Linked DNA regions of Homo sapiens: region 1 is linked to region 2. A link is a loop called in an ENCODE intact Hi-C map of the cell type or tissue named here. Cell type or tissue: B cell. All regions are shown on one strand. Each heading gives the region's core, and the rest is flanking DNA. Links, peaks and the distances in the headings are about the cores only.

Evidence for each region. Peaks named below come from ENCODE experiments on the same cell type or tissue, not always from the same donor. Only the 100,000 strongest peaks of a DNase experiment are listed, where the experiment ranks them.
Region 1: a loop joins it to region 2, with 6 times the contacts of the local background. A loop is called at or near these places in 13 of 110 quality-filtered maps.

The regions. Positions count from the first base shown.
Region 1 is chr7:100,393,018-100,401,500 of GRCh38, forward strand. PILRA (paired immunoglobin like type 2 receptor alpha) reads left to right here. Exons shown (of 7, transcript NM_013439.3): 4 at 4,862-4,895; 5 at 6,274-6,323; 6 at 6,564-6,595; 7 at 6,768-7,079. The coding sequence ends at 6,890. It overlaps ZCWPW1 (zinc finger CW-type and PWWP domain containing 1), which reads right to left. Exons shown (of 18, transcript NM_001386010.1): 18 at 7,855-8,319. The coding sequence ends at 7,997. Among named protein-coding and RNA genes, the nearest start is that of PILRA, 24 kb to the left of the region's middle. RefSeq lists enhancers at 3,838-3,887, 4,755-5,254. In B cell, for the core only: no CTCF peak of the experiment used is centred there; DNase peaks (open chromatin) are centred at 540 and 3,794; H3K4me3 peaks cover 1,281 bases; H3K27ac peaks cover 1,595 bases.
Region 2 is chr7:100,335,855-100,352,471 of GRCh38, forward strand. It overlaps STAG3L5P-PVRIG2P-PILRB (STAG3L5P-PVRIG2P-PILRB readthrough), which reads left to right and starts at 211. Exons shown (of 17, transcript NR_036570.1): 1 at 211-483; 2 at 2,325-2,410; 3 at 2,919-3,035; 4 at 10,011-10,114; 5 at 13,877-14,033; 6 at 15,398-15,556; 7 at 16,408-16,617. It also overlaps the pseudogene PMS2P1, the pseudogene STAG3L5P and the pseudogene PVRIG2P. RefSeq lists enhancers at 1-191, 1-19, 8,834-9,483 and a silencer at 510-579. In B cell, for the core only: CTCF peaks have their summits at 8,839 (motif pointing left), 9,056 and 9,639 (motif pointing left); DNase peaks (open chromatin) are centred at 6,387, 8,447, 9,157 and 9,695; H3K27ac peaks cover 6,538 bases.

The sequences.
Region 1 (8,483 bases), core at 1-8,000, 52 kb after region 2:
GCCTGTAATCCTACCACTTTGGGAGGCCGAGGTGGGCAAATCACTTGAGGTCAGGAGTTCAAGACCAGCCTGGTCAACATGGTGAAACCCCGTCTCTACTAGAAATATAAAAATTAGCTGTGCATGGTGATGCGCCCCTGTAATCCCAGCTACTTGGGGGGCTGAGGCATGAGAATCGCTTGAACCTAGGAAGTGAAGGCTGCAGTGAGCTGAGATCACACCACTGCACTCCAGCCTGGGTGATAGAGCGAGACTCTGTCTCAAACAAAAAAAAAAAAATTAAAATCAACCACTTATGATTTTTTTTTTAATTCTGCAGAACAAAAACCACAGCACTTTTCTCCTGAGAATGAATAAGAGGGTCAGGGAATTGAAGAGAAAGTTTGACATAGTCACTGAGGAAATGGGAAGTGGAGTTTGAGGATTCAGCTCAGATACGAAACTGTAAATCTATGATAGCAGTGTTGTGCATGGCTGCATTTTTCCCCAGCAGTAGTCAACCATTCAGATTTTGAGACCTTAGTGATTTGTGTTGGTCAGGAATTGTTGTCAGTTGCTACCACCAGGGACCAGAAGTAAAAGTAGCTTAAACAAGACAGAGTTGGGTTATTTTTTTCCTCTTGTAAACAGATCTGGAAGCAGACAGCACATCACTGTTCTTAGACACTCAGGTTCCTACCTTTCTGATTCACCAGCCCTGATGCTGGCTTCTGTCCCAAAGGTTGCCTCATAGCCCAAGACGGCTGCAAGGATTCCAGCCACTATTTCTGGGTTCCTGGCAAAAAATAGGAGGAAGGAAGAAAGGAAAAAAAAAATACTATGCCTCAACTCTCTGTTCCCTTTTAAAGAGTCTTTCTGAAAGACCTAACAACAACTTCTTCACGTGTGAGAGCCCCGGCCCTCTCCACACAGCCGATCCCCGCCCCTCCGACCCAGTTTATATCTTATTGGCTAGAATTTGGTCACATATCCCACAGCTATCTGTAGGGGGAACCCTCCCACTCCAAATACAATCAATTTTCTGTAACTAAGAATAATTGAATAGATATTGGGTAATCAAATACCATTTCTGCCATAAGACACCCCCAGGATTAGAGACTTGCCAGCTAAGTGTGGCAGAAAGACAGGAGATCACAGGTCAAGGAGCTAGTGAGAAGGCAGGAATGAAGAGCAGAGGGGTCAGCAGGGAGTCTGAATAATCTGTAGAAAAGTAGATTATCACGGGATAAGAGTTCAATGAAGTCTAAGAGCAGGTACAGTGGCATAATGACAAAAGACAGCTGGAATGCTTCCAAGCTTATTCTGTGAGGTCAGCATTACCATGATACCAAAGCCAAACAAAGACACTACAAGAAAAACAAAAACAGAAACAAAACAAACTACAGACCAATAACTCTGATAAATATTGATGTAAACATCAACAAAATACCAGCAAACCAAATTCAACAGCACGGCAAAAGAATTATACACCATGGGCCAGGCACAAGAATCACTCAAACCTGGGAGGCGGAGGTTGCAGTGAGCCGAGATTGTGCTACTGCACTCCAGCCTGGGTGACAGAGTGAGATTCTATCTCAAAAAAAAAAAAAAAAAAAAAAAAGGAGCTGAATTGAAAAAAAATAGATTAATATACCAACGGAATAGAATACAGAGTCTAGAAATAAACCCTTGCGCATATGGTCAAAAGACTTGACAAGGGTGCCATGAGCACTTAATGGGCAAAGGACAATCTCTTCAACAAATGGCATTGGGAAAACTGAATATCCAAACCAAAGAATGTAGTTGGATCCTTATCTTATACCATATACAAAATTTAACTCCAAATGGATTAAAGACCTAAATGTAAGACCCCAAACCATAGGGAAAAAGCCTCATGACACTGGGTTTGGCAATAATTTCTTGCCTGTGATACCAAAAGCACAAGCCACAAAAGAAAAAATAGACAAATAGGACAACATTAAACTTAAACATGTTTTTTCATTACAGGACACAATCAATAGAATCAAAAGGCAACCTATAGAATGGGGAAAATATTTGTAAATTATATATCTGATAAGGAGTGAAAATCTGAAATATATAAAAATTCCTATAATTCAACAACAAAAAAATCAACCCAATTTAAAAGTGGGCAGTGGATTTTAACAGACATTTCTCCAGAGATGATATATGCTATGGTCTGAAATGTGTCTCCTCAAATCATGTATTGGAAACTTAGTCCCCAGTGTGACAACTGGGAGGTAGTGTGTTTTGGGAGGTGCTTAGGTCATGACGGCTCTGCCAAACGGATTAATGCCATTATAAAAAGGGATTTCAGGAGTGGGTTCACTGTCTTCTAATCTTCTGCCATGTGAGGACACAGTAATCCTCCCCTCTGAAAGACACAGCAAAAAGCAAGATGCTGGCACCTTGATCTTGGATTTCCCAGCCTCCAGAACTGTGAGAAATAATTTTTGCTTTGCTTTGCTTTGTTTTACTTTTCAGCAACCTCTTGTCCAACAGAAGAAACAAATTTGTTTTTTTATAAATTATACAGGCTCAGATATTCTTATATACATTAGCAGCACAAAATAGACTAAGACAGTATACAAATCACCAACAAGCAGATGAAAATGGCCAACTAATCATCAGAGAAATGCAAATCAGAACTACAGAGAGCTATCTCCTTATACCCAGAAGGACAGCTACTATTTAAAAAGTGTGTAAATGACAAGTGTTGGGAAGAATGTGAAGAAATTGGGGCCCTTGCGCACTGTTGATGGGGGCTATAAAATAGTGCAAATGATACAGAAAAAAAGCATGGCCTTTCCTCAAAAATTTAAAAATAAAGGCCAGGAGTGGTGGCTCACACCTCAAATTCCAGCACTTTGGGAGGCTGAGGTGGCAGATCACCTGAGGCCAGGAGTTCGAGACCAGCTTGGCCAACATGGTGAAACACCATTTCCACTAAAAATACAAAATTAGCTGGGTGTGGTGGCGGGCACCTGTAATCCCAGCTACTCAGGAGGCTGAGGCAGGAGAATCACTTGAACCCGGGAGGCAGAGGTTGCAGTGAGCTGAGATTGTGCCACTGCACTCCAGCCTGGATGACAGAGCGAGACTTCATCTCAAAATAAATAAATAAATAAATAAATAAAGCTACCATACGATCCAGCAATCCCACTTTTGGGTACATACCAAACAGAACTGAAAAGAAAGGTCTTGAAGAGATATTGATACACCCATGTTGATAGCAACACTATTTTCAATGGCCAAGAGGTGGAAGCAACCCAGATGTCCATCAATGAATGAATGGATGAACAAAATGTGGTTTATACATATAATGGAATATTATTCAGTGTTTAAAAGAAATTCTGGGCCAGGTGCAGTGGCTCACACCTGTAATCCCAGCACTTTGGGAGGCCAAGGTGGGTGGATCACCTGAGGTCAGGAGTTCGAGACCAGCATGACCAACGTGGTGAAACCCTGTCTCTACTAAAAATACAAAATTACCCAGGCCTGGTGATGGGCGTCTGTAATCTCAGCTACTTGGGAGCTTGAGGCAGGAGAATCGCTTGAACCAGAGAGGCAGAGGTTACAGTGAGCCTAGATCACACCACTGCACTCCAGCCTGGGTGACAAGAGCGAAACTCTGTCTCAAAAAATAAAGAAAAAAAGAAATTCTGACACATACTACAGTATAAACGAAACTGGAAGACATCAAGCTAGGTGAAATAAGGCAGTCACAAAATGACAAATATTGTATGATTCCACTTTTCGGTGGTGCCTAGAGATATTAAATTAATAGGAACAGAAAGTAGAATGGTGGCTGTCAGAAACCGCAGGGAGGAGGGAGTAGGGGTTCTTTAAAACTGTTTCAGTTTTGCAAGATGAAAAGGTCCTGGAGATGTTTCACAACAGTGTGAATATACTTAACACTAATGAACTGTACACGTGGTTAAAAGTGAATTCTAGTGTTTTGTTTGTTTTTTTGTTTTTTTTTTACCGTAAGTAAAATAAAACATAACCTAAAGAGAGGGAAAAAACAGAGGGACAGAAGAGTGCTGGAAAGAAAGCTGCAGCATGGAAATGATACTAGCAATTAATATTTCAGAGTTCTCAGTCTAAACATTAAAAAAAAAAAAAAAAGTCCTGTAGAAGTGGAAGGGGAGGTCCCTGGAGTTGAGGGGTACCTCAAGGCCTGGGTTCAGAGGGTGTCTCTGTGGACATGGAGCCCTCCTGGGAGGAGGCTAGATGGTGGAGGGGATGTCTGTGGACCAGGAGCCCACTGCTTGGGAAACACTGCAAGGATGCCACGGGGATGGGAGGGGCAGGACACAATGGGAGAGGCAGCAGAGGATTCAGGGTGGGACCAGCCAGAGGGGAGGGGAAGCCTAGTGGTGGCAACAGAATTTGAACAGCCACAAACATGAGTCCCAAGCACGACGCTCCCAAGGCTGGAGGGCAGACATAGCCGCCACCCAGAAGGAAAGCACAGGCACGGTCTCCCTGAGGACCTGGAGGGAATGGGGGCGGGGTGCCAATGTCAAGGGAAGGGGAGGGGAGGGGAGAAGTGACTGGGCGAGGGCTCAGCGGTGGAGGGAGCCAGGTTGGGGCTGAGCAGAGAGCTCAAGAGAGAAAGAAACCAAGGGAGGGGGTCAGGGTGAAGGGGTCTCAGGAGGTGACATGGAAGACAACAGGGAGGACAGGTGGAGACCTCAGGGTGCCGGCTGAGTCCCAGGCCCTTCCTGATGGGTTTGGGTGGAGCAGCTCTGCTGCTCCGGTCCCTCTAAGGAGGGCCTCAGCCTAGGGCGCAGCAGAGAAGGTGGGATGGAGACTGCCATCACCCGGATGCCACCCTGACTCACTGTTGGTCCCCCTACAGGTCAGCAGCGGACTAAAGCCACAACCCCAGCCAGGTGAGTGCTGGGCCTCCCCAGGGTGGGTTGGGGGGTGCATGTGCAGGCAGTGGGCTGATTTGGGAAACAGGGAGTGTGCTGCTAAGAACCCCACAAACCCAGCCTGCCACGGCCATTGTTGCATCCCCAACTTACCCATCCTTGTTCTCCTTTGTCCTCTAGGGGCCAGGCTCTTGACCTTGGGCTTTCTGTCCCCTAAATACTAGACTAGTGGACTCCAGGTTCCAGCACAAACATTCAAGAATCTCTTTTCTGGAGTGCCCATCTGTGCCCTCTGCCTGCCTTTCCTGGTGTTATTAAGCTTTTCCTGCTCTTTACCTGCTTCCTCTCAGCCTGGATCTTCCAGCTTTTCCATATTGCCTACTCTGTTCAATCTGTCCTGTTCCCCTGCTGAATGTGCAGGGAACTCCAGGCTTCCTCTGCCTCCAGCTCCTCTCCCCGCCTGTGTTTGCTCAGGAGGGACTCACCAGCCTCTGCCTGGCTCCCCTCTCCAGGCTAGGGCCTCACTTTTCCTTTTTCTGGGCTCTTCCTCTCCACCCTCCCACCTCTCTTTCCTTTCCTCTGGCCCCTCCTTTCCATAGCCGTAGGTCTCCTGCTGGAAGAAAGCCTCACCCCTACCCTTTCTCCTGCACTGGCTTTTGCCAGCTGCCCTTCTCCTGTCCCCAACCCTTCTCTATCCATTCACCCAGCCTGAACCCCTCCCTGATCAGAAGACCTGAAATTCACGCAATTGTTTTGCTTCTCCCAGTTTTAGCCAAGGCAGCGCCAGCAGAGAGAAAGCAAGGATTGACCTTTTTCCTATTTTTATTCTCCGTGTTCCTCTCTCATACGAGCAACTTCTCTAGAAGAACCCAACTCACTGAGCACCGAGGGACCTCTGCTAAGCCACACAGATTGCCCCTAATTCCTCTTCCAAGCAGCCTCCGAGTCTAAAACCATCACACCCATCCTGAGCAGGGTGGACAGGTTGCAGAGCACTCCCCAAAGAGAACCAACCCCTAACACGTGTCATAACTCTTTCTTCAATTTTTTTTTTTTTTAATTTTTGAGAGAGGGTATCGCTCTGTCACCCAGGCTGGAGTGCAGTGGCGCAATCATAGCTCACAGCCTTGAACTCCTGGGCTCAAGTGATCCTCCCACCTCAGCCTCCTGAGTAGCTGTGACCACAGGCACACACCACTACGTCTGGCTAGTTTTTGTATTTATTGTAGAGATGGGGTCTCGCTATGTTGTCCAGGCTGGTCTTGTACTCCTGGGATCAAGCAATGGCCACCTGCCTCAGTCTCCCAAAGTGCTGGGATTACAGGTGCCACCACCCAGCCCATGTCTTAAAATGCCCAACCTCTAACATATTTCCTGTCCTCTTGTTCCCATACAGGGAACCCTTCCAAAACACAGAGGAGCCATATGAGAATATCAGGAATGAAGGTGAGTCCTTACCACCATCCTTCCCCAGTTTCTACCCCTGGCACTTCCTGTTTCCCCAAATACCCCCTACCTGGGTCCGTGCCCCTGTCAGTATTTTCTTCTTTCCATTCCTTGCCCCTTGCCCTCACGTGACCCTGGCCCTGACCTAGCAGATAACCTCACTCCTAGAGCCCCCTGCCCATCTCTCTCCCCTGGCTGTCACGCCACCTGACCTTGGCACACCTTGCTTTTTATTCTTAGGACAAAATACAGATCCCAAGCTAAATCCCAAGGTAAGCAATCAGACCAGGGCCTGAAGGAATTAAAGAGAAGCCTGGAGAAGGTGGGGTGGAAGGGAGAAGGGGAGTGTGGTGTGGGCAGGAGAGTCAAACTGTAGGCTTGCCGCTAAGATGGGAACAGCTCCGTCTCCACTGTCTAACCCTTTCTCTCTGGGTTCTCGCCCAGGATGACGGCATCGTCTATGCTTCCCTTGCCCTCTCCAGCTCCACCTCACCCAGAGCACCTCCCAGCCACCGTCCCCTCAAGAGCCCCCAGAACGAGACCCTGTACTCTGTCTTAAAGGCCTAACCAATGGACAGCCCTCTCAAGACTGAATGGTGAGGCCAGGTACAGTGGCGCACACCTGTAATCCCAGCTACTCTGAAGCCTGAGGCAGAATCAAGTGAGCCCAGGAGTTCAGGGCCAGCTTTGATAATGGAGCGAGATGCCATCTCTAGTTAAAAATATATATTAACAATAAAGTAACAAATTTAAAAAGATTGTCTTCAAAACTATTTTTAAAATCTGCATCCATTCAAGTACAGAGAGAAACAAGTAAAAATAAGACTGCACAATGACCTTCTTACGAGTACGCTACGCTTCCAATAGAAAGGGCCACAGCTTCCAGCAATAACCAAGGCCACACAGATGACTCAGAGGCCAGCCAGAGAACTGACAGAAAGAGAGCCATCTACTCCAACTCCCTCTTCACCTTCCCAACCCTGGCCCATAAAACTAAAAGTACCCCCAAAACTTACCTGAATGTAAGGAGAAAACTGACATCACCTTCAACTCCTGTCTCTCCCACTGAAAATGAATTCTAACAGAGAACTCACACCCAAGACCCTTCCTCTAGTACTTTTTTTAGTGACTTCCTTGGGCCAGGGAACATAAGCCCCCAAACCTTGGTAGCCAGCCCAAACCCAAAGCCTGTCCTCAAATCCGATCACAGTCTTCCCTATGGTGACAATGAGAGCATCACATTTGACATCATTCACAACCCTATAAGGTAGAGAACGCACTCGCTGTAAGATGAAGAGCAGAACCAGGATGGTGAACATGCTTTTCCCCAGGCCATGGAGGTAGCTAGTGAGGAGCCGAGCCCGGATTTGAACCCAGATCTGCCCTTCTTGAAGTCCTCTAGGACTCAGGTCTCACTGCCTTCCCCAGATGCCTGCACTGTGCAGGCTCCCGCTAGAAGCAGTGACGCGCCACAGTGACACGGAGGAGGGAGAGCAGCCAACAGGGGGCAGTTAGAGACCAGCCAACCCAGTCGACTGTAACCTGCTTTATTAACACAGAAACTGCACCACACACATTTGAACCTCATAGCCAATGAACAGACCCAGCACTTAGCAACTTCTCCCTCCTGCGCCCCAGAGAAGGGAGAAAAAGAGGGAGCAGAGGAGCACCAGCTACTTCCCAAACAGCGCCACGGGGAAGTCCTCGCCATCACTGTTGCTGTGCTGCAGCTCCCCGCTCTGCCCCAGCTCTCTCCCAACATCTTCCATGAGTTGCTCCAGGTCCAGGTCACTGGAGGCTTCGTCCTCAAGGGGGACACTTCCAGCCTCCTGGGTCAGGGGTTCCCGGTGTCTGGGCTCTTCTTTCGCAGATGAGGGGCAGGCCCCCTTACACGCTGATAGGCCCAGGTTCTTTGGCACTGTTCTAACTTCTTTTCCCTCTGAAAAGCTGGCTGCCAAGGCCTTGCTCTGGGGAGCTTTAAATTTTTTCTTAGGGCCTAAATGAGAAGGTGACAAAGCCAAGAGTCCTATTAGGTCAGCCTGTCCTTACCTTTTATAAGTCAAACTCCTAAATCTCTATTTCCAAGAAATCTCTGGAAAAGATGACCTTTCTCAATACAAAGAATATGGACTTTGGGATCAGAAAGAGAGTCAAGCCGTC
Region 2 (16,617 bases), core at 4,693-12,692:
CTCCAAGGATGCAACACCGGATCCGCCTCGGGGACTGGGAAAGTTCCCTCCACGGCTCCCACAGGCGCCCCGCCTCCTGGGCTCCCAACGGCTGCTTTCGACGTTGTGCTCCACCCTTTCCGGGCGGGGCGGAAAAAATACTTCCCGTCTCTCCTTTTCGCCTAGTGGCTCTGTCAAAGGTCGAGTCCGTGACGTCAAAGAGCCTGGACCAATCAGAGCACACCGGACTGCGTTTTTTCCGAACGCCAGCAGCAGGGTCAGAAGGGAGGTAGTCGCCCTCCGTCGTGGCCTGGCGTGGATTCCGAGCGTTGGTGTCTGGCGGTTTCCGACCGTTGGTGTCTGGCACGCGCCACCCCGATGTACCAGGTAAAGCCCTATCACGGGGTCGGCGCCCCTCTCCGTGTGGAGCCCACCTGCATGTACTGGCTCCCCAACATGCACGGCAGGAGCGGCGGCCCAGCACTCGGCACTGGCCACTTGCAGGTAGGAGCGCGGGGCCCCCCCGCCCACTGCGCACGCGCGGCGGCCCGTTGCTGGCCCAGGTGCCCCTAGGCCGGATAGAGTGCGTCCCAACCGATTCGCGGCCCCACCCCGGCATCTGTGCCGGCCGGCCAGGGGGTCACCCAGATTTTTATGTTTTAAAAGATTTATTCAGGCCGGGCGCCGTGGCTCACGCCTGTAATCCCGGCACTTTGGGAGGCCGAGGCGGGCGGATCACCTGAGATCAAGAGTTCGAGACCAGTCTGGCCAACATGGTGAAACCTCGTCTCTACTAAAAATGCAAAAATTAGCCGGGCATGTGTCGGGCGCCTGTAATCCCAGCTACTCGGGAGGCTGAGGCAGGAGAATGGTTTGAACCCTGGAGGCGGAGCTTGCAGTGAGCTGAGATCGAGCCATTGCACTCGAGCCTGGGCAGCAAGAGTGAAACTCCGTCTCAAAAAAAAAATTATTATATATATATATATTTTTATATATGTTAAATATACCTTTATTATGCGTATTATACATATTGTATATTATGTGTAATATATAACATGATATATTATAAAATATATATTATATATATATATATCTTTCCTGGTCGAGCGCGGTGGTTCACGCCTGGAATCTCAGCGCTTTGGGAGACCGAAGCGGGAGGATTGCTTGAGCCCGGAGAGTTTGAGACCACCCTGAGCAACATAGCAAGACCCTTGTCTCTATGTTTTTTTTTTTTTTTGAGTTGGAGTCTTGCTCTGTCGCCCAGGCTGGAATGCAGTGGCCTGATCTCGGCTCACTGCAAGCTCCACCTCCCGGGTTCACGCCATTCTCCTGCCTCAGCCTCCCCAGTAGATGGGACTACAGGCGCCCGCCACCATGCCTGGCTAACTTTTTTTTGTATTTTTAGTAGAGACATGGTTTCACCGTGTTAGCCAGGATGGTCTCGATCTCCTGACCTCGTGATTCGCCTGCCTCGGCCTCCCAAATTGCTGGGATTACAGGCGTGAGCCACCACGCCCAGCTGCCTTGTCTCTATTTTTTAAATGTTTTAATTAAAATAAAAATCTATCCATATTTTTTCTTTTTTTTTGCGTATGGCTGCTTAAACATTTTAGTTCAGAATTCTATCCTCTGAAAAGTGAGTAGCACATAAATGCTCATTTTGAGGAATTACAAAGCGAACCCCAGGGTCACCACCTCCCAGGTTGACACACATTGTGACCGCTCCATTCTTTCCACTTAAACCTTCCCCACCAACATCCCAGGGCCCGATTTTTATGGTAATTATGTCCTGCTTGTCTCTATTATTTTGTCAGCTAAGTATCCCTAAACAATATGGTCTGGTTTTTTGTTTGTTTTTGTTTGTTTGTTTTTTTCAGACGGAGTTTCACTCTGTCACCCAGGCTGGAGTGCAGTGGCATGATCTCGGCTCACTGCCACCTTGGCCTCCTGGGTTCAAGGAATTCTCAGGCCTCAGCCTCATGAGTAGCTGAGATTACAGGCGCTGTCCACTGCACCTGGCTAATTTTTGTATTTTTAGTAGAGACGGGGTTTTGCCATGTTGACCAGGCTGGTCTTGAACTCCTGACCTCAGGCGATCCGCCCGCCTTGAACTCCCAAAGTGCTGGGATTACAGGTGTGAGCCACCGTGCCCGGCACCTAAACAACATAGTTTTGATATAGGTAAGCATACAGCATATATTTTGATGTATTTCAGGTAATTTAGTCTAAGAACAGGAAAGGACAGAAAATGAACACAATTTGTAGTTCTTTGTTGTTAACAAACTAAGAATACTTTGCTTAAATAAGTAGCAATGAGAATGTAACTCAGTAATTCATACAAATAGACAAGAAGACAAGAAAATGATTTGAGGACAGCTTCAATCGCGGTGTGAAGAAGAAAGCAACAAAACGACCACTGAAAACAATGCCGGTGAGTCAGCCAGTTTTGTTTTTGAATCTTGTCAGGGAAGCAGCCCAGCTATTCGGGAGGCTGAGACAGGAGAATGGCACGAACCCCGGGGGCAGAGCTGGCAGTGAGCCGAGATCACGCCACTGCACGCCAGCCTGGGCGACAGAGCGAGACTCAGTCTCAAAAAAAAGAGAAAACCTAAGAGGTTCAGGTGATATGGTTCAAAAAAGGACAAGATTTACAAAGTATTAAGGGACGGAAATAGGAAGAAGAGAAATTTCGAAGAGAAAAGAAAAGAAAAGGATGTTTGGTTATAGAGATACAGGAAGGGGACTCAAGGAATTTTTTTTTAAAGGGAAAAAAGTTAATAAACTTCATAATATAAAAATCAATTATTTTAGGACTGAGTCTAACTCAGACTCTGCTGTGGAATTGGCAGCGTAAGCCTACTTGTGTGATAATGATGAAACCAAGTGTTAATGTCACTGTTACCTTTTTTTCATATTTCTGATCTTTTTATGTGTATCAGGTGGCAAAACATCCAAAGAAAGGGTCCCAAGTGGTACATCGTCATAGCTGGAAACAGTCAGAGCCACCAGCCAATGATCTTTTCAATGCTGCGAAAGCTGCCAAAAGTGACATGCAGGTAAAGCAGTGTCTTACCTCTGTTGATACCATCTCACTTTTTGTAAGGTGGTAAGGACAAGTGTCTACAAACTTGATTTGATGTGAACATTTTAGTGAGTGTAACATATCAAGAAAGATAAGATTATGGGGTGAATCCTTGGAGTGATAGAAGGGTAACCTTGAATAAGAGAGCATGTTCTTTTTTTTTTTTTTTTGAGACAGAGTCTCTTTCTGTTGCCCAGGCTGGAGTGCAGTGGCACAGTCTCAGCTCACTGCAGCCTCTGCCTCCTGGGTTCAAGCGATTCTTATGCCTCAGCCTCCCAAGTAGCTGGGCTTACAGGCATGTGCCACCATGCCTAGCTAATTTCTGTATTTTTAGTAGAGATGGGGTTTCGCCATGTCGGCCAGGCTGGTCTCCAACTCCTGACCTCAGGTGATCCGCCTGCCTCGGCCTCCCAAAGTGCTGGGATTACAGGTGTGAGCCACCGCACCCGGCTTCGAGAGAGCGTTTCTTTTCTTAAAGCGTGTTCTTTTCTTAAAGGTATCACAGGAGTGATTATGCCTTTGTTGATTGATGGAGCAGATGGGGAGAGGCATTGCATGACATGGGAAGGAAGCTTAGATGTGGGTGGCACCTTGTTCACCCATGTTATTTTTTAGCTCCATCTTGACAATTATACTTAATTATTTTTCCCTCTCTCTGTTTCTTTTTTTATAATTTTATTGAAGTTCTAATATCTGAAAGTGTACAAAGCGTATATGTAGTTTAAAAAATAAAAATGAGATATCACCCAGATCTCTAGCCCCAGCTCAAGAAATGAAACATTAATAGTGCTGTAGAGATCCTTTGTGTACCTTCTTTCTACCCTACCTCACAGTCCCCTTATTACCCATAGGTAAACACTAGGGTGAATTTTGTGTTAATCTTTGTCATTTCATTATAGTGTTACCACTATGAATGTGTTCTTTAATTATGTAAATGAATCCATTATTCAGGCTTCTGTGATTTAATTATTTCAGTTAACATTGTTTGAGATTTATCCACATTAATGTGTAATTTTATAGTTTCTGGGAAAATATTTAAAATTTTCAAACATACAGAATTTTGCTAGTTATATTTTCGTTATTTGATTTCTAACTTTATTGTGTTGTAGTCAGGGAATGTGGTGTTTGAAATTTATGTAGGGGCTGGGCGCAGTGGCTCACAGCTGTGATCCCAGCACTTGGGGAGGCTGAGGCAGGCAGATCACTTGAGGCCAGGAGTTCGAGACCAGCCTGGCCAACATGGCGAAACCCCATCTCTACTAAAAATACAAAAATTAGCTGCATGTGGTGGCATTTGTCTGTAATCCCAGCCACTTGGGAGGCTGAGGCATGAGAATTGCTTGAACCCAGGAGGTGGAGGTTGCAGTGAGCTGAGATTGTGCCATGGCACTCCAGCCTGGGTAACAGAGTGATACTCTGTCTCAAAAAAAAAAAAAAAAAAAGACATTTATGGAGACTTAGCCTTATGGCCTAGTATTGAGTTGGTACATTCGTTTTATCTTTTCTGTTTCTTTTTCCCCCTTTGCTTACTTTCCTCTGGATTTCTTATCTTCTACAAGGACCTGAGCACATTTTAATTCCAGTTGTCTTTTCCACCTTACATGCAGTTGTACAGTGTGTTAGTTTTTTATTTGAAACGGAGTCTTGCTCTGTCACCAGGCTGGAGTGCAGTGACGCGATCTTGGCTCACTGCACCTCCGCCTCCCGGGTTCAGGCGATTCTCCTGCCTCAGCCTGCCAAGTAGCTGGGACTACAGGCACCCGCCACCATGCTTGGCTAATTTTTGGCCACCATGCCCAGCCTGAATGAACTTTCAAAATTGGTTTTTAAAAGAGGTATGGAGGCCGGGTGCAGTGGCTCACACCTGTAACTCCAGCACTTTGGGAGGCCAAGACGGGCAGATCACTTGAGGTCAGGAGTTCGAGACCAGCCTGGCCAACATGGCGAAACCCCATCTCTACTAAAAATACGAAAAGGTAGCTGGGCGTGGTGGTGCACCTGTGTATTCCTTTCATCTTTCTCATTATAGGATTTCTGACAGGACTCTGGGCCCCTCCCCAGCTCCACTCCCTACCTCAAGAATGTGACCATTTGGAAAAGGCAAAGAGAAAAGGAGCAAAATGAAGCATTCCCCCAGGCTTCAGCCCTGGGCTCTGAGGGGAAAGAGTGGGGCATTGTTTTTCTAACCTAACCTTTCCCTCTGGTGATGTTGGGGTAGAGAAGCCGAGAGACCCTGTCCTCCCTAATGCACTGTGGCCCAGTCCCCTTGCCTTTTTCCTGTTCTGTTTGGAGTGGAGAAGGGCAGCACCTCTGTGTTTAATGGAAGTAGCCCATAGTCTCCTGGATTTTTGGAACATCTTTTTCAGCCTATTTTGTGTCCTAATGATTCACTCAATAAACATGTTTGAATCCACACGTTCCCAAGGTGTGGCTTGAGATCGTTAAACTGATGGAGGTCAGGTTCTTGGTCCGCCTTGTCCCATGGCCCAGTGTATAGGTGTCCCCACACCCCGCAGGTGCTTTGTCTACAGGCTCTCCAGGAAGTATTGCTTAGTAACTGAGAGGCGGGGTGAGGCAGTAGAGATGGGGAGAGTTTGACTGCCTGTGAGTAGTTTATCTAGTGGCCTCAGCCTCTGCAGTAGTAAAAGTTGTGCTGACAGGTGGCAGAGTGGAGCAGGACCTTGTGAAACTACCTGTCTCACCCACGTGAGCCAGGCCAGACCCTGTGTCCTGGCAGCCTTCATCCATGGGTTCTTTCCAAAGGAAATTTTATCCTCTCATCCGAAAGATACCTGTCATAATTTGGAATTTGATCAAATCACAGTATCTGAGAGTTAAAAGGAAACTAAGGAGTTACTCTAAATGTCCAACCCTAAAATCCAAGTGACAATGTCACCTTCACTCTTGCCTTCTCCAGCTAGTTCTTCACCAAATTCTGTCAAGACTTGGTGAAGAAAATTCTCTGGCCTATGTCCTCCACACATTGTCACCATCGTCTCTCACCTAGACTGCCACAGTGCAGCCTCAGGGCCAGCCTCTTGAAACTCAGACAGACTTGTTTGCTCTTGTTTTGCCTTGTGGAGCAGCACAGCACCTCTCTTCTCTCTTGTCCCTCTGACAAGCAGTATTTGAAGACAGATGTTGTCATTTTGTACTTTCACTGTTTTCTTTTGTGGTTTAAGGAATGCTTCAGCCTTTCTCTTTAGATATAATTTCTAGTTCTTCCCATCATGGGCACCTGCTTTAGTGACAGGTTCTCACTGTGGTCTCCTAGGCCAGACACAGCCATCCAGCTAGTGATCTGTGCAGAAGGAGCCGTGACTTCCTGCGATCAGGTCACTCAGCCAAGACCGCCTCGCCCCTTCCATTCTCCCTCCCCTCCCCCACCTGCCCCTCCCAGATGAAAGCTAGAAGAAATTGAGTTGTGAGTCTCCTTTTGGAAAGGTAGCCCTGGGGGAGTCCGAGCTGGGGTGTGGGGGAAGGCTAACTCATTCGGCGATCTTTAGCCTGTATTCAGGTAGAATAGTTCTGGGGAAAGGAGCCTGTTTTGTGGGATGAGGGAACAGAGTGGGAGAACTGAGGAGAAGATGCGGAGGTCTTTAAGAATCCAGGAGGGGAACGATTCCTGAGTTATTTAAATACCAACCAAGCTAAGGGTGCTTCACAAGAGGATAAGAGCAGCTTGGGGGCTTTGCATCAATATGGACACCTGTGTACAGCCAGGCAGCCCAGTGCACTGGGTTGAGTCACAGCCTTAGAATCTGGGAGCTTGACACCATGCTCTCTAAAGCCTTTGACACTGTTTATTGAGAGGCTGGGTCTAGGTTGTCTCCTCTTGAATATGGGCTTCGTGATGCTTGACTAATAGAAGATGGTGGAAATGATGCCATGCTAGTTAGTGGGCCCAGATTTTAAGGAAACTGGCAGTTTCCGTTTCCTGTCTCTTCCTGTACCTGGGTTCACACTGGGAACCCGGTCACCATTCTGTGAGCAAGGCCAGCAGTCAAAGGAAAAGGCCGTGTGTAGGTGTTCTTGCCAGCAGTCCTCACCGAGGTCCCAGCCAACATCCATGTTGGCTGCCAGACTCAGTCAAGACGGGAGTCAGATGATTCCAACCTCCCCTGTTTTTCAGTTTTCCCAGCTGAGGTCCAGACATCAGGGAGCAGAGACAGCCCATCTTTTCTGTGCACTTTGCAAATTCCTGACTGTGGAGTCCATGAGCATAATAAGATGGTGGTTGACAGCACTCAGTCTGGAGGGGTTTGTTACGTAGCCAAAGCAACTGGAACTGGGCCTTAGAGTCATAAGACTCCCAATGTTAGGACATTTATATCAAGGTTTTTTTAAAAATTGTAAGTTATATAAACATATACTAATTCTTCTATATTATACACATTAAAAATGTAACACATGAGTTGAAATAAGTGTTTTAAAATATTTCATTGGTTAGCACTGCAAAATACCTTTTTGCTCTTTTTTTTTTTTTTTTTTTTTTTTTTTTTTGAGACGGAGTCTCGGTCTGTCACCCAGGCTGGAATTGCAGTGGCACGATCTCAGCTCACTGCAAGCTCCACCTCCTGGGTTCACGCCATTCTCCTGCCTTAGCCTCCCGAGTAGCTGGGACTACGGGCGCCCGCCACCATGCCCAGCTACCTTTTGTATTTTTAGTAGAGACGAGGTTTCACTGTGTTAGTCAGGATGGTCTCGATTTCCTGACCTCATGATCCGCCCGCCTCGGCCTCCCAAAGTGCTGAGATTATAGGCGTGAGCCACCGCGCCCGGCCACCCTTTACTTTCAAAAAAGGGTTTAGTGAGAACAAAGTGAGAAACATTTTTTTAAATCATGGTTCAACATTTTCTGAAGTTCAGTTGAAAGTTCAGTTTAGTGCTGGGTGCGGTGGCTCAGGCCTGTAATCCCAGCACTTTGGGAGGCCAGGGTGGGCAGATCAGGAGGTCAAGAGATTGAGACCATCCTGGCCAACATGGTGAAACCCTGTCTCTACTAAAAATACAACAAAATTGGTGGCATGCGCCTGTAGTCCCAGCTACTCAGGAGGCTCAGACAGGAGAATCGCTTGAACCCGGGAGACGGAGGTTGCAGTGAACCGAGATTGCACCACTGCACTCCAGCCTGGCAACTGGACGAGACTCTGTTTCAAAAAAAAAAAAAAAAAGTTCAATTTATTCTGATACTTAATTTTAATGACCTTCATAACTGCCAGGAGTACCTCTCAAAAACAGGCAAATCCAAGTGGATTAGGTGCCTCTTTGCAGTTACCACTTTTTAAATAGATCCAAACCTGCTGAAAATCTTCATCTAGAAGACTTGTGAACAGGTCAGAGGATGATTTCCCGGCGCAGACAACAGTGCTCTCATGAGGACAGGCATTGTCTGGGAGCACAAAACCTGAAGTGTGTGAGCTGCAGTGTGTGGTGATGGGCTGGGGGTTTGCCTCTCTTCCCTCAGGATACTGATCATTTTCCAGGGGAATCATGACTTATCATGTTTTTATCTACACTTGATCTTGGCCAAAAGGCCAAGAAGCGATACTGTCTTTTTGTCTTAAAAGGTTAGAATGTTTCTTTATTTCTACTGCACAACATCTGTGGATACTTTTTTGTGCACGCCCTCACCCTGACAGGCTCAGCTGTGAAGGGTTCATGCCAGCAAGCCCCCTGCTGGCCGTCCAGGACAGCCCAGGGCTCTGGCTTCTCAGCAGCACCTCCCACTGGCCAGGCCCAGGCCAGGCTGGACAAGCTGAGGCCAGCTTAGGTAGCAGGCATGGAGGCCTTTGCCCAGCCTGGTAAGTGATGCAGAGCAGTGCTTTTCAGGGGCTGGCACTGTAGGGTCCAGCCCTACTGGGTCTGTGGGTTTTTCTCCTCGTGTGCGGAGATGAGAGATGGTAGAAATGAAGACACAAGACAAAGAGATAGAAGAAAAGACAGCTGGGCCAGGGGGACCACTACCACCTAGACGCGGAGACCAGTAGTGGCCCTGAATGCCTGACAGCGCTGCTATTTATTGTATACAAGGCAAAGGGGGCAGGGTAAGGAGTGTGAGTCATCTCCATTGATAGATAAGGTCACATGAGTCACGTGTCCACCAGACAGGGGGCCTTTCCCTTTTAGGTAGCTGAGGCGGAGAGAGAGAGGACAGTGTACGTCATTATTTCTTCTATGCTCTTCTCAGAAAGATCAAAGACTTTAATACTTTCACTAATTCTGCTACTGCCATCTAGAAGGTGGAGCCAGGTGTACAGAGCGGAACATGAAAGTGAAACAGGAGGGTGACTGCTGAAGCACAGCATCACAGGGAGACGGTTAGGCCTCCGGATGGCTGTGGGCGGGCCTGACTGATGTCAGGCCTTCCACAAGAGGTGGTGGAGCAGCGTCTTCTCTAACTCCCCCAGGGAAAGGGAGTCTCCCTTTCCCGGTCTGCTAAGTAACAGTTATCTTCCCAGGCACTGGCACCACTGCTAGACCAAGGTCTGCTAAGTAACGGGTGCCTTCCCAGGCACTGGCATTACCACTAGACCAGGGAGCCCTCTAGTGGCCCTGTCCGGGCGTGACAGAGGGTTCACACTCCTGCCTTCTGGTCACTTCTCACCATGTCCCTTCAGCTCCTATCTCTGTATGGCCTGGTTTTTCCTAGGTTATAATTGTAGAACAAAGATTATTATAATATTGGAATAAAGAGTAATGCTATAAACTAATGATTAGTAATATTAATATATAATCATATCTATAATCTATTTCTAGTATCACTATTCTTATTCTATGTATTTTCTTTATTATACTGGAACAGCTTGTGCCCTCGGTCTCTTGCCTTGGCAGCTGGGTGGCTTGCCTCCCACATGGCACTGCTGGGCATTGTCTGTTAATATTGAATAATTGTTTTAAGATTATTTTCAATGATTTTCAATAAGGCTTTACCTTTTTTAACTTGCAGTGTGGCCATGAGGTCTGCCGGAAGTGACTTGTTGGTGTTATCTCCTGAGTTAAAATGTGAAGGGATTTTTTTTTTTCAGATTACTGAGAGTCTTCAGTTACTAGGTAAGTCGCCCCATCCTTATTACTCCAGGTGACACTGACTGGGGTTTATGGGATGAAAGAGGAGTGTGTGCTTGGATGATGGGGTGTGATAGTGAAGGGGTGAAAGGTTTCTTCTCACACATAGACATCGTGAGGTCTTCCTTGAGCTCTTTAGAGCCTTCCCTCGGGATAGGATGAAATACTGAGATCCTAGAAAGGATTCACAAGACGAGTCACTCATCAGTGCAGATTCACCGATTCACCCCTAGATGTGTGTGGGATTTGGATGGCAGAGAGAAACAGGCACTGAAGATTTTTGGTCAGGACAGGGCAGAGAAATAAGGAGAAGAGTTGAAAATTCACCAAAGGATAGATAAACCCGGGGCGTTTAGAGAAAACCTGTAGTGTGCAAAGGAGCCCAGAATCCTGGGGAAACTTGGAGGGAAATATACTTAATTTGATTCACTAAGTTAGGCCCAGTGAAGGGATTGGGTGGCATAGGTAGAAGCCGAAAAATAAAGCATCTTGTATTGCTGGAATAGCCTCTGTTTCTGAGGTCACATCCAAACTTAGCGAGGCAGCTTAACCTGGTGAGAGACACGGGTTCAACTCCTGGCTTCTGCACTGCCAGGGCAAAGGACTGCCGTTTGCTGACACAGTCTTGTAATTCAATTTAATTTTTTAACCAAGGTGTGGGAGAAGGCAGCTCCGCATAATGCTGAATATTATGGGTTCTGAAGCGAAAATTTTTGTCAGGGTTTAAATTTTGGCTTCATTGTGTAAGTAGCCCTTCCACCCCGGGCAAGTTATTTCCCACATAAAGCAATTGCTAAGTATGGAGCTGATGTACGTGCATCACTGAGAATGGGTTTAGCACATAGTATCCACTGAAGACGCTATCTTGCATTAGCTGTATTACTGTGATAAAGGATAAGCTATAATTAAAGTTACAGAGGAACAAAAGCAGCCCTTTTCACAACATTTAAAACATGCATGTAAAAATAAATGCAGCAGTGACAAGTCTTATGCTACAAACTCAGAAGAGCAGAAACAACTTTATTTTTCCTCTATGATTTCAAGCTCTTTTTCTGCCCAGCTGCTGAGAAAATTTAACTCCTGAGTCTTCTTGGCTTCCTTCCTTTTCCCTAAGGTTGTGTCAAGTGCCAAAGCATTTAGGGGAGGGAGGAGGCCTCTAGTCCTCTGTCAAAAATATTTTGGATTTTTATAGTCATTTCCCTTTCTCTGTGGTGAGACTAGGCCCTCCAGGACCCTGTGTTTTGGCCCCAGGAATTGAGGCCATCTGAATCAGCTGCCTGGGTTCCTGTCTGCAGTGGGCCCCATGGGCCTACAGAAGAACAGAGGCTGCTCAGGGCTGGGCTGTTTGCTGCCCAGAACCAAGGCTAGGATGAGGAGCTCAGACTCTTCCAGTGGAAGCAGTGCTAGGACGGAAGACAGCCGCCCCTGAAGAGGGGACATTGACATACAGTTGATCTGCCTGGGAAGGTGTAATAGAGATGAACTTGTGTCATCGCATCTTTCACACAAGCCACAAAGAAAGCTAATCCTGATTCCTGGTGAGAAGAAACCAAACTCGAGGAATGTTTTATATCACAGGACGGTCACAGCCTGTACTGGGGCACGAGCCAGGGCTGAGTAGAGTGCTGCCCCTGCACTCACTGACTTGATCCTCTCATTTACTCTGTGGAGCAGTCCCTGTTGGGATCCTGCTGCTTTGGGAAATTGCTCTGTTAAGCTTGCAGAGCTATGAAATTGTGGCCCTATTTCAAACCCATGAGGGCCTGATTCTACAGACTGACCACTGGGCTCTTTTACTTCAGCAGGACTTGGGCTGGGGCTGCAGGGATTTCACCAAGGAATGTCAGGCAGGAGGTGGCCATTGTGAAACCTGTCCCATCTTGCCTGTACCTCCTGGCTGAAAGTGGGATGCAGGACTTAGATTGCCAAGCTTAGGAATTATTTGTGGCTCTGCTGTTCACAATTTTGGAGAATGTTAAGGAATACTCAAGAAGTTGTGAGAGTAAGGGCCCTCACATATATCAGAACATGAAAGCATTCCAGTTAGGACCTTGTGATATTGAAACTAGAATAAGCAACCCAGTGGATAGACTGTGAAAGAGAATCCACATATAGACCTATGTGTAAGAATTTATGATCAAGGTGGCATTTTGAAACAGTAGGGAAGGAGCCCAGCAGCAAATGGTCTGGGGAATCCTGGCCCTCCACCTGAGACGTTACACGGCTCTTTTTTTGAGACGGAGTTTTGCTCTTGTGCCCAGGCTGGAGTGCAATGGTGGGATCTCGGCTCACCACAACCTCCGCCCCTGGGTTTAAGCGGTTCTCCTGCCTCAGCCTCCCAAGTAGGTGGCATTACAGGCATGCGCCACCACACCCAGCTAATTTTGTATATTTAGTAGAGATGGGATTTCTCCATGTTGGTCAGGTTGGTCTCGAACTCCTGACCTCAAGTGATCCACCTGCCTCGGCCTCCCAAAGTGCTGGGATTACAGGCATGAGCCACTGCACCCAGCTACACAGCCTTTTTTTTTTTCTTTTTTTGAGACAGAGTCTCGCTCTGTCACCCAGGCTGGAGTGCAGTGGCGCGATCTCTGCTCACCGCAAGCTCCGCCTCCCGGGTTCACGCCATTCTCCTGCCTCAGCCTCCTGAGTAGCTGGGACTACAGGCGCCCGCCACCACACCCAGCTAATTTTTTTCGTATTTTTAGTAGAGACAGGGTTTCATCGTGTTAGCCAGGACAGTCTCGATCTCCTAACCTCATGATCTGCCTGCCTCGGCCTCCCAAAGTGTTGGGATTACAGGCATGAGCCACCATGCCCGGCCTACACAGCCTTTTTAACACCACCTCCAAAGTAAAGTTCTTCATGGACTAGGAAGAAACTCTTTATAGAGTTATGCATAAAAACAAAGCCATAAAAATATTTTCATAATCTTAGCCTTCCTAAGGAATACACAAACAGAAATGATAATGTTAAAGATCAAGCCTCATGAGAATTCAAACAGGGAGGGGAACAGAAGGAGCTGGCCAAAGGAGAACTTTGTGTTCTATGTTGTTTGAATCTTACACAATGAGAATTTAGGGGATAATGTGACTTAAAAAATTGAAAAAAAAAATGAAAATGGTGGGTAGTCAACTTTGCACCATGGCTTTTAAATCCCTCAATAAATTCTGGGCTCCCCATATTGGGGTGAATAAAAGACACACTTCCTCCAGGGCTCAGCATCCACCTGTGAAAATGCCCCCAGGACTGTCGAGAACCCAGCTGGGAGGCCACTTGGATGATTATCCAAGAAGTAAGGGCGCAGTACTTTGGGGCAGCTTCCTGAAGGTGGTGGGATTTGATCTCCTTCTTACAAAGTGGGATTTCAGCAGGTGGTGTAGGGAAGTTTAAATTTTTTCCCTGAAGGTTTGATAATCTGAGTCTATGAAACAAACATAAAACATTAACAGGAAAAAAAACCGACTTAAAAATGTTACTACGTGCACACATGTGCACAAGTCATACAAAATATATAAAAAAATAAATGGCCAGATGGTTGACACTTTTATACCCATCTTGAAATTACAGAAATAACGGGAGGCCTGGAGCGCAGCAAGACAGATTAGGGGAAGGGGAGAGGAGAGACTTGGCTAGCAAAGGTCTTGTTCTGCAGGTGACATCTCACAGCTGGTACTCTGCGGAGCCTGTGGTAGGCAAGTCCTTCAGACCCTTAAAGGGGTCCGCCTCTCAGTTTGTCTTTCCTAGATCCAGACACGGGGACTGCAGAGAAAGGCTGTGTGCATCCGCTGTCTACTCCACTGTCTCCTCTGCAGAGGCGGATTTCCCTGACTGAAGACCATGTTGCAGGCCCACAGCTGCCTACAGAACCGTCCCAAAATATGGCAAAGAAACCTATTCTGAGGTTAAATATTTTGGTTTCTTTCAGTGGGAGGCAAGGGTCTTCCGGACTAGGGAGGTAGATGTGCAGCAGCCTCAGGTGCTCTAGGTGCTTTGTAGCTACGCTGGCCAGGCCACCTGAGGTAGGTCCCCTTTGCACCAGTCTCACACCCTGCTGGGGGATGGTAGTGGAGACAGCAGTAAAAGCAGGTCTGAGGCAGGTGTGGAGATTAGTACAGGTGGCCTGGGCGAAGGGCAAAGGGTGAAGAGAATGTTGGGAGCCATGGGTGACTGGCTGCGGGCATAGGCACCATGAAGGCTACTATGGGCTGCAGGGTGTGGATGAGGGGACAGAGTTTGCCCCAGAGACCAAGTTGGTTTGTGTCAAACACCACAGGATTTTTATTTTGTATTTTTTTTTAATTTTTAATTTTTAAATTTTTTTTTGAGATAGGGTCTCACTTTTACCCATGCTGGAGTGTAGTGGCGTGATCTTGGGTCACTGCAGCCTCCACCTCCCAGGCTCAAGTGATCCTTCCGCCTCAACCTCCCGAGTAACTGGGACTACAGGCGAAAGCCACCACACCCGGCTAATGTTTATTTTTTGTAAAGGCAGGGTCTCACTATGTTGCCCAGGCTGGTCTCAAACTCCTGGGCTCAAGTGATCCACCCACCTCAGCCTCCGGAAGTACTGGGATTATAGTCATGAGCCACCACATCCAGCCAGCACCACAGGATTAAGCAGACATGATGAGTCTTTGACACAGGGGCAAACCAGGACCCAGAGAGGTGACTTGGGACAGGGCTGTCTCTTCAGTCCTTACCACACCGTGGACGAGATCAACCTTAAGACAGCACCCTGGGCTCTCACTGGACCCTGGATTCTGGCTCACAGCACACAAAGCAAACTGATCCCTGGAAAGGGTCACTTGTTGCTGCCTAGCAGCATTCTGGTAGGTTGGCATCCTCAAAGTGACATAAGCAGTGAAGCAATTCAGAGCAACATTTATTTATCAAGACAGGGTCTCACTCTGTCACCCAGACTGGAGTGCAGTGGTGTAATCACAGTTCACTGCAACTTCTGCCTCCTGGGCTTAAGCGATCCTTCAACCTCAGCCTCCCAAATAGTTGAAACTACAGGTGCCCACCACCACTCCTGGCTAATTCTTTCTTTCTTGCTTGCTTGCTTGCTTGCTTGCTTGCTTGCTTGCTTGCTTGCTTGCTTTCTTTCTTTCTTTCTTTCTTTCTTTCTTTCTTTCTTTCTCTTTCTTTTTCTTTCTTTCTTTCTTCTTCTTTCTTTCTCTCTCTTTTTCTCTGTCTCTCTCTCTCTCCCTCCCTCCCTCTCTCTCTCTTTTTCTTTCTTTCTTTCTTTTTTTTTTTTTTTTGTAGCGATAGGGTCTCACCATGTTGCCCAGGCTGGTCTTGAACTCCTGGACTCATCCTAAAGTGCTGGCCTCTCATTCCCTGTCTGTGCACACCTCACGGCAAGGGCCAGCCTGTTTCCTCCCGGTCACCTCCAAATCTTGCTGCTTTTAATTCAACTCAGAGGTATGCACTTGAGGTAGGAGGGCAGGGGAAGTGGGGATGGCAGGACATGGATGGCCCTTGAGGCATTGGCTCTGGGTGTCATGGGCTGTGAGAGTCAAGAAGGGCAGTGGCCTGCCTGACTTGGGTTCGAAAGGGTCACTCTGGCCACTGCGGTGAGAACTGAAACTAGCCAGGCCAATTCTCCATTGTTCCTGCTCTTCCAGGTAGGAGAATATTAGATTAGGTCTGGAGTCAGAAGGTAGCAGGGGCTGGGGGTTGCAGGGGGATGTTGAGAAGAAGTGGTCCTTTGGTCAGGGTGGGAAGCCAACAGGATTTCCTGGTGCATTGGAGGTGAAAGGGAAGAGGCGCTGGTGGTTGTGCTTTGGGCCTGAGCAGCCAGAAGCCGTTGCCATCACCTATGACAAGGGAGACAGCGCCTGGGGCAGAGCCCAGTATGGGGTGCATTCAGGGTAGATCAGGAGGTATGAGTGGGCAGTGGGCGAGCCAGGCTGGGGGTTGTGGGGGAGGCCTGGGTTGCAGGTTTAAGCGTGGGACCCACGTCAGATTGGTGGTGGGTCATGCATGCTGGGGTGGCTCTCAGGTCCTCCCTGCTGGCTTCCCACTCCCAGGGGCTTTCTCCTCCCAGATTCCTTAGCTGGGTGAGGGGCAGGACAGAGCCCTTTCCTAGGGAAGCCCGGCACCCCCTGCTGTCCAGGGAAGGGGAGTCCTTCTAGCCCCTGACAGCTTCTCTGCCCCTCCCCTGGCCTCCCCAGGCCTAGCCAGGGTTGAGTTCTCACCCACCTGTGCCGCCCTGCCTTGTTACCTGGAAGCACAGCCTTGGGGACTGAGCAGGCCCTCACTGTCACTTTAAGAAGGGAATCAGCCACTTTGTGCTCACCACCTCTGGGGAAGGTGTGAGAGGAGAGAAGGAAGTGGCTGTTTGGCTGCTGACAACATGAAGACTTCCTGCGATGAGAACAGAGGCACAGGTGCCGGCCCTGCAGCCCCCAGAACCCGGACTGGAGGGGGCCATGGGGCGCCGGACCCTGGCCCTGCCCTGGGTGCTGCTGACCCTGCGTGTC